2 separate regions of the Homo sapiens genome follow, and region 2 is linked to region 1. Evidence: read pairs that join two places in POLR2A ChIA-PET (ENCODE). Cell type or tissue: OCI-LY7. All regions are shown on one strand. Region 1 overlaps EIF4A2 (eukaryotic translation initiation factor 4A2). Region 2 has its middle 13 kb from the start of RTP4.

The links. ChIA-PET counts read pairs that join two places held together with the same protein. Peaks named below come from ENCODE experiments on the same cell type or tissue, not always from the same donor. Only the 100,000 strongest peaks of a DNase experiment are listed, where the experiment ranks them.
Region 2: POLR2A ChIA-PET joins it to region 1 with 5 read pairs; 4 of 35 experiments call an interaction of 5 or more read pairs at or near these places.

What each region holds. Positions count from the first base shown.
Region 1 is chr3:186,788,091-186,792,090 of GRCh38, reverse strand. It overlaps EIF4A2 (eukaryotic translation initiation factor 4A2), which reads right to left. Exons shown (of 11, transcript NM_001967.4): 11 at 2,194-2,966. The coding sequence ends at 2,822. It overlaps RFC4 (replication factor C subunit 4), which reads left to right. Exons shown (of 11, transcript NM_002916.5): 8 at 241-366; 9 at 1,685-1,765; 10 at 1,836-1,949; 11 at 2,027-2,191. The coding sequence ends at 2,122. Among named protein-coding and RNA genes, the nearest start is that of SNORA4, 2.5 kb to the right of the region's middle. In OCI-LY7, a CTCF peak has its summit at 1,393; DNase peaks (open chromatin) are centred at 1,580 and 2,030; H3K4me3 peaks cover 1,343 bases; H3K27ac peaks cover 3,664 bases.
Region 2 is chr3:187,353,188-187,357,187 of GRCh38, reverse strand. No RefSeq gene overlaps it. Among named protein-coding and RNA genes, the nearest start is that of RTP4, 13 kb to the left of the region's middle. In OCI-LY7, CTCF peaks have their summits at 622 and 825 (motif pointing right); no DNase peak of the experiment used is centred here.

The DNA of each region.
Region 1 (4,000 bases):
AAATGGGATAAATATGGAACATTTTTTCATCTCTGCAAATTTATTTCAGAAGCAAGAGATCTCTATCCTTCCATTGTACCCGGCCCCTAGACTGATCATATTTTCTCCCAAAACAGAAATGTTTTTTCTCATTAACTCTAGACTAAAACAGGGTTTTTCACTTTTATTAAACATTTTAAAATTAAAGTTATAAATCCTTAATTGGCCATCATAGGTTAAAAACAACTCTTTTCTCTTCAGGGAATAGCTTATCTTGTTAAAGTGTCAGAAGGAGACTTAAGAAAAGCCATTACATTTCTTCAAAGCGCTACTCGATTAACAGGTGGAAAGGAGATCACAGAGAAAGTGATTACAGACATTGCCGGGGTAAGAGTACTGGATATTCTGAATTTCTTTTTAGTTGGCTTTTTTGTGGCTTTTAGGAAATTTTCATCCAACAAATACTGGGTGTTTAGCAAGTGCCAAGTACTGCACTAGGAAGTATAAGGGAATAACCTGGGAGTATCAGAGTGTTTGAGGTGAGGAGATAGCACTGACTTTTCAGTTTGTCAGGCATGTAACAGACATTTCAGGAAAGAAAAGGACACTTTCAGTTGTTAGTTTTTTTGTTTTTTTTTTTTTGAGACAGAGTCTTGCTGTGTCGCCCAGGCTGGAGTGCAGTGACGCAATACCGACTCACTGCAACCTCCACCTCCCGCCTCACCCTCCCAATTAGCTGGGATTACAGGCACCTGCCACCATGCCCAGCTAATTTGTATATTTTTAGTAGAGACGGGGTTTCACGATGTTGGTTGACCAGGCTGGTATGGAACTCCTGACCTCAGGTGATCCGCCCCCCGCTTAGCCTTCCAAAGTGCTGGGATTATAGGTGGGAGCCACCGCACCCAGCCTTCAGTTTTTAGATTTTATAAGAGATGCCTTTGGCAGTTAAATCAATTTTAGCAGATGTTCTTATACATGAAAACTATTTTGCCAGTTGTATATAAACAAAAGGCATATCCAACTTACAGTAATCATTTATTAAAGAGAATGGAGTACCCCACTTGTCTTTGGATACTCCCATGTAAAAACTCACTTCAGAATCACTACTACTTAACAACTTTTGTTTCTGTGACATTTTTCACCTGCACGGTAGGCCTTCCATATGACAAGACTGGTACCACTAATCCTCTTTGTTTCTATGACGTTTTTCACCTTCACGGTAGGCCTTCCATATGACAAGACTGGTACCACTAATCCTCTTTAATTTTCTGGATATTGTGGACTTTTTAAACCAATCTCATTAGTGGCATCTTTACATGGAGACATTGAGAGAAAGGGCACTTCCCCTTTAAAGAAATCAGTCTTTTTGATTGATCTTGGCCACTGTTCTGAGGAATCGTTATAGCCGCTAGGGGAAAACTTAATCTTCATCCACTGACCAGAACAAGCTATAATCCATGTGTGCCCAAACTTGGAAGTTCACAAAGCCATTAAAGGGCTTTAAAAGCACAGTTGTTAGCACCTTGGTTGCTTAGTGGTGACTGGAGTTACTCTGGCCCTTTCCGTTCTCCCAAAGCCTTCCCAGGAAAGTATGGAACTTAGGTGTGGAACAGAAATGACTGGGGGCACGGGGGCCAGTTGGCAGAGTGTATGTCTAGTCTCACCTAGAAACATCTTTAATACCGAACATTCAATTACCTAGGTAATACCAGCTGAGAAAATTGATGGAGTATTTGCTGCCTGTCAGAGTGGCTCTTTTGACAAACTAGAAGCTGTGGTCAAGGTAAAGTCAGCTTACTAACTTTGGGGAAAGGAATATTAAGTCATCATACCAAAAGTTTTTTTTATTATAGGATTTAATAGATGAGGGTCATGCAGCAACTCAGCTCGTCAATCAACTCCATGATGTGGTTGTAGAAAATAACTTATCTGATAAACAGAAGTCTATTATCACAGAAAAACTTGCCGTAAGTAGGTACTTTGCACATGTCAATGGAACATTTAACTACCTGAAGGATGCTAATTTCTTAAATTTTTCTCGTAGGAAGTTGACAAATGCCTAGCAGATGGTGCTGATGAACATTTGCAACTCATCAGCCTTTGTGCAACTGTGATGCAGCAGTTATCTCAGAATTGTTAACGTGAATATATCTGGATGGGGGGTTTTGTAAATAATGAAGTTGTAATAAAAATAAAATGACCAAAAGCACCTTTAAAGTGAATATACAATTTATTTAACATTCAAACTTCATTAAGACATGTGCAATATGGCAATTTTACTGGGGATTAAACCCTACCTAGGATTGCTTGCTGGGGCTTAGCAACAGGGTCCAGTTCACACTTAGCACTAATTAAATACTTTATTGAATAAATACAATACCAAACAAAATGCATTCAAATGCTTTCTAAAAAAATTTTAAAGGCCTTTCTACTCAGGCTAATGACAAACACAATAAAGGCAGATATGCTAGTTTAACATAATTGGCTGATTTTATACAGCACTTATATCTTTTAGTCCACAAGTATATTATTAAATGATAGAGAACATCTAATACAACCATTTCTACAGAACTAGGAAATAAATTTCTAAGAAAGAAAGATTTTACAGACCCCATCTTTTATACCCACCCCAACAGTCTAACTCTAAAGAGGATAAAGCCAATGACTTTCCTCACAAGAGCTCACGACTAACGTCGCTTTGCTATCAAAATCTGTATTTCTGATCCGTTATGAGCATTGAGACAAGATTCAAATATTCCCAAAGAAAGAAGCACAATGCACGTTGTGATCGCCTATTCAGCAACAGCGAGCACTGCATCCAAAACTCTCATCCCAGGAATTAAATAAGGTCAGCCACATTCATGGGCATCTCCTCCACTGTAGTATTGTAGAAAGTCTCAATGTCACGAAGAATCCTCTTGTCTTCTTCAGTAACAAAGTTTATAGCCACACCTTTCCTCCCAAATCGACCCCCTCTGCCAATTCTGTGTAAGAAAAAGAATCAGAACGTTACTTCTCACATAATGTATAAACTACTGAACATGACGATCCACTTGTTAACCACCAGCTGCTGTTTACTTATCAAGGTTATAGTTCGTGCTTCTAACTGGAGCACTAGCTGCTAATGCATATCTAGAGAAAAAAATCTTCCTTTGCAGTTAGTGCCAAAAGGATTCAAGGCTTGTCTGGCTGCAAAATGAGATTTTTATCAGGCATCTTGAGCATTATTATAAAGCAGATGACAGTATCGTGTTTGGGGTAGTGAAATTAAAGCCCATACCAAAGTGGGCCAGCCAAGAGCAGGTGTCAGCCTGGGACAGATGTGAACACCAGGAATAAAAGAGCAGTTATGTAATCCATTTCGACGCACTTCTGGAACTGTAAACTGTAAACAAATGCTGCAAAGGTTAACTATTTTCTAAAACTTACTTTTTTCCAGTGGGAAAACAAATATTTGGTATGGTAACCCAAACTTATCACTGCTTTTTTGCTCAGTTTCACACGTTGTAACTCAAATTACTCTAAACGTGTTTAACTGCCAAACAGCTACCTGCATGTTAGAAACCAGACAATACAAACCACCTAATAAGAAAGGTTCCCTAATAGAAATACTAATACAAAAAAATGCCTTAGCTGGAGCAACTTAAAAATCAAATAATCATGACAAAAGAAAAACAAATATAAATACCGACTCGCTCTTTATTCAAACAGTGTGCTGTTTCGCTTATGATTCCACGTCCTAAATTACGTCAACGCCGTTTCTGAGTGCCATCTCGTCACCAACTGCTGCTATCGACTCCTGTATTTTTTAAAAAGTCTTTTTTTACATCATATAACAAAGTACAATTCAATTTATTTAGGGATAAAGCCACTATAACTAAACCAGGGTTCACTCAAATTGCTACCAGGCGACACCAAGAAAATCCCAACTATAGAAAAAATCACCAAGAAAAACACATGGACACAAGAACATCACTAAAAGCTCAAGCATAAGGTAAGACCAACAATTGTGGAAAAA
Region 2 (4,000 bases), 570 kb before region 1:
CAAGTTGCCTGCCACTTTCTAAATAGCCTTTGGATTCTTTCTTCTATGCCTGTTAGTGTTCTTCCGAGTTCTGCCTTCTTATCTCATGCCACACTCCTCTTAGGCGGTGGCACGCATTCCCATGTACAATTGCATTATATATCCTGATGCCCAATACACAGCCCCAATCTCTCCAGAGTTTCCTGATCTTATCCTCAGTTACTCCCTAAAAGTCTCCACTTTGATTTTGAAAATGACAAAATCCAATTTGTCATTTTCTCCCTCAAACCAGCTCCTTCACCTTTATCTGCTGTGTCAGCCAAGGGCCTTATTGCCATCACCTACTAGCACAGCCAGAAGCCTGGATCCCAAGCTGCTCCTCTTTCTCCTTCTTTTTCTGAACATTGAATCAAACAAATCACCATACCCTGAGAATTCTTCTTAGTGAATTAATATCTTTTAAATCCTTCCATTCCCTCTGCTAGCACACTACTTAGGTCACCATTATCTCTGTCCTCCCTGATTCTCTAATCTGTTTTCTAAGCTGTACACAAAGTGACGTTTTGGGTATTCAGTGGCAATTTCATCATGCCAATCCCTCAATTAATACCATTGTTTCTTCTTTAGAGCAAGGCCAAACTTCTCAACTTTACCCCATAACTCTTCATGGCCTGGTCTCTTACCTCTTCAGACCAAGGTTTTTCAACTTTGGCACTCCTGACATTTTGGGCCGAATAATTCCTTGTTGGGGAGGTTGTCCTGTGCGTTGTAGGCTGTTTAACAGCATCCATGGCCTCTACCCACTAGATGTCAGTAACACCACCATGCCAATTGTGATAATTAAAAATGTCTCCAGACATTGCCAAATGTTCTGTGGAGGGCAAAATTCACCCTGGTTGAGATTTACCACGTTAAACTAATTTATCACTACATCCTACACCCTATATGTTTGAAGTTCTAGCCATACTTAACTTTCCTCTACTCTGCTAAGGAACCATTTTCATTTTTTAAAAAATGTGTAATAGTTTTATTGAGATATAATTCACATAGCATACTATCCATTCATTTAAAGTATACAATTCAATGGCTTGTAGTATAATCACAAAGGGGGACAACCATCACCACAATCCATTTAAGAACATTTTATTAACCAAACAGAAACATTATACCCATTGGCAGTCACTCAGTTTTTCTCCAATTCCCCCAACCCTAGGCAATCACCAGTCTACTTTCTGTCTGTGTAGATTTGCCTCTTATGGACGTTTCATATCACATAATACATGGTCTTTTGTGGTTGGCTTCTTTCACTTGGCATAATGTTTTCAAGGTTCAGCCATGTTGTAACATATGTCATTACTTCATTACTTTTTATTGTTGAGTAGTATTCTCTACAATTCTCTACTTTGTACATCATTGCAGTCTCTACATGGAGGTTTGTTCTTACTTTATGGACACTGAATTTTTTTCTCTTTCATTCAAACATTGCTCTTATATTTGTTATATCACTGTCCTTGTACACTGCCAACCCACAGTCTCTACTCTAAGTTCTAGAAGCACAGGTGTATTATGAGTGGCTTCAACAGGCCAATTTAGAAGCCATCTTGCTGTGATCTCATATTAATAATTGGGTTTCTCCTGAATGAAGTCTTTCTTAATCCTCTTTCTCTATCAACCTCCATTCCTCACTTCTCTTTTCATCCTTGCAGTTGAGTTTGGTAAGGTCAGAACTTTTGGGTTGTTACTATAGTGCCCTGTGCATATTTTTATCAAAGCATCACATCATCTGATACCTGTCTTTCTCACTAGTCTAAACATTTTGAAGGCAGAAACTATATGTTACTACTAATATATCCAGTACCTGACACATTGTCTGGCGCAAGTTAAGCATTTAAATAAATTTTTTGTAGAAACAAAGAAAGGAAGGAAGGAAGGTAGAAGGAAGGAGGAAGGAAGGAAAGAAGGAAGGAAGGAGAGAGAAAGAAGAAGAAAGAAGGAAGGAAGGCAGAAAGGGAGGAAGGAAGGAAGAGAAAGAAAGAGAGAGAGAGGGAGGGAGGGAGAGAGGGAGGGAGGGAGGGAGGGAATTAGTCCTTTGATAACCTGCTTTGTATTGTGATTTTCTTGGATGCAGGCCTGGCTTGGTGCTGGTCAGGCTTCCCAGAGCTGGAGTCTTGCCTTTTCACAAAATATGGAAGTGGCAACAAGAACTTCCTGTCAGTCTCTGTGACGACCTGCCCAAGTCACTGATGGCTGCCTTGCCTGGCTTTTATCTTAGATGTACACATGACCACTTCTCCTGGATTCCATGTTGGTGCTCTTCCCATGGACTCACTGACTGAGCTGCTGTCTCTCAATGTTCGTGGTTCTTTTCTGAGCTTGTGTGTGAGCATGTCTCTTGAGCCAGCTGGAAGCTCAATGCAGGCAGGGCAGGGGAAGCAGACAAGCTCATTTAGGAAGCTGGATCCACTGCTGCGGAGGTCAGGGAGTAAACATGGCGGCCTCCAATGGGAGACACTAAAGAGTAGATTCTTTCTTACTCGTTGTTGATTGAGGCAGTATGGAAAGATTTGTTTTGTTTTATATGTAGGTTTAATTTTATTTTTTATGTAACAAACAAAGCCCTGTTTGAAGTGTTTTACAAATGTTAACTTGCTCAATCTTCATAACAACTTCACGGGGTAGCTGCCATTTTTATTATCCCTGTCGAAATACTTTGTGCACACAGCTGATAAGTGGAAGAGCCAGGATTCCAAACCAGATAGTTTAACTCTAGAACCTTGCTTTACTGCCTCTCTCATTGCTGGGCCTTCCCACATGAGCTCTCCTTGTCTGGAGGCTCCTTCAGCATCTCTTTACCTGGCCCATGCCGACCTGCCCTTGAAGTATTACTCAGTATTCTCCTCTAATAAATAAGCTTTTTCTGCTTCCCCAGGCCTAGATTTGGTGCCTGCTCTATGTGCTTCCGTAGCACCCAGGGCATCTTGTATAACAATTTCACACTACAAACCTATTGACTTGACTGATCTCTTCTATGACTTAAACTCTTTAAGAGCAGGAACATTTCTTTGGCTGGTACACATTGCACTCTCACGCTCAGTAATGAAACACAGTTGACCCTTGAACAGCACAGGTTTGAAGTGAGTGGGTCCACTTATACATGGGTTTTCTTCACCTCTGCCACCCCTGAGACAAGACAGCAAGACCAACTTCTCCCCCTCAGTCCACGCAATGTGAAGATGACAAGGATGCAGACCTTTATGATCATCCACTTTTACTTAACGAATAGTAAATCTATTTTCTCTTCCTTATGATTTTCTCAGAAACATTTTGTTTTATCTAGCTTACTTTATTGTAAAAATATAATAAATAATATATATAATACAAAATACATGTTAGTAGGCTGGTTATGTTATCAGTAAGGCCTCCAGTCAACAATGTGCTATTAGGAGTTAAGTTTTGGGGGAGTCAGAAGTCGTACACAGATGTTTAACTGTGTGGTGGGGGCGGGTTGGTGCCCCTAACCCCCACATTGTTCAAGGGTCAACTGTACCTGGCAAGTAGTACATGCTAAAAAAAATTGCTTACATATATAAGTAAATCTAAATATTCCTATTTTAATATTAAAGTATAATGTCATTCTATAAATGCCCATTAGCCTCCCTGCTCCCCACTCATTGAGTTTGACTTAACAGAGTATCAAAGTAAAATAAAAATAACGGGTAAGAGGTTTTCCCAACTTTGCTCTCAAAACTGAATCACACTATTTAAACAAACTACATGATTAATATAGTAGATTCACAAAAGTAAATAAATCTATCCCTGTGTATCTCTACCACTTGCGCACTTGGCTAATTCTGAGAACACACTTAGAAGAGGCATTAAAAACCTGAATATATTACGGATGACTATCCCTTAGCCATTTAACCCTTTCACCTGGGTAGCAGCTGTGTGGCGGAGCAGGAAATAGTGAATTAACGCCACCTCAGCCCTGGAGGCAGCGGCAATGCCAATATGAGTATAAGCC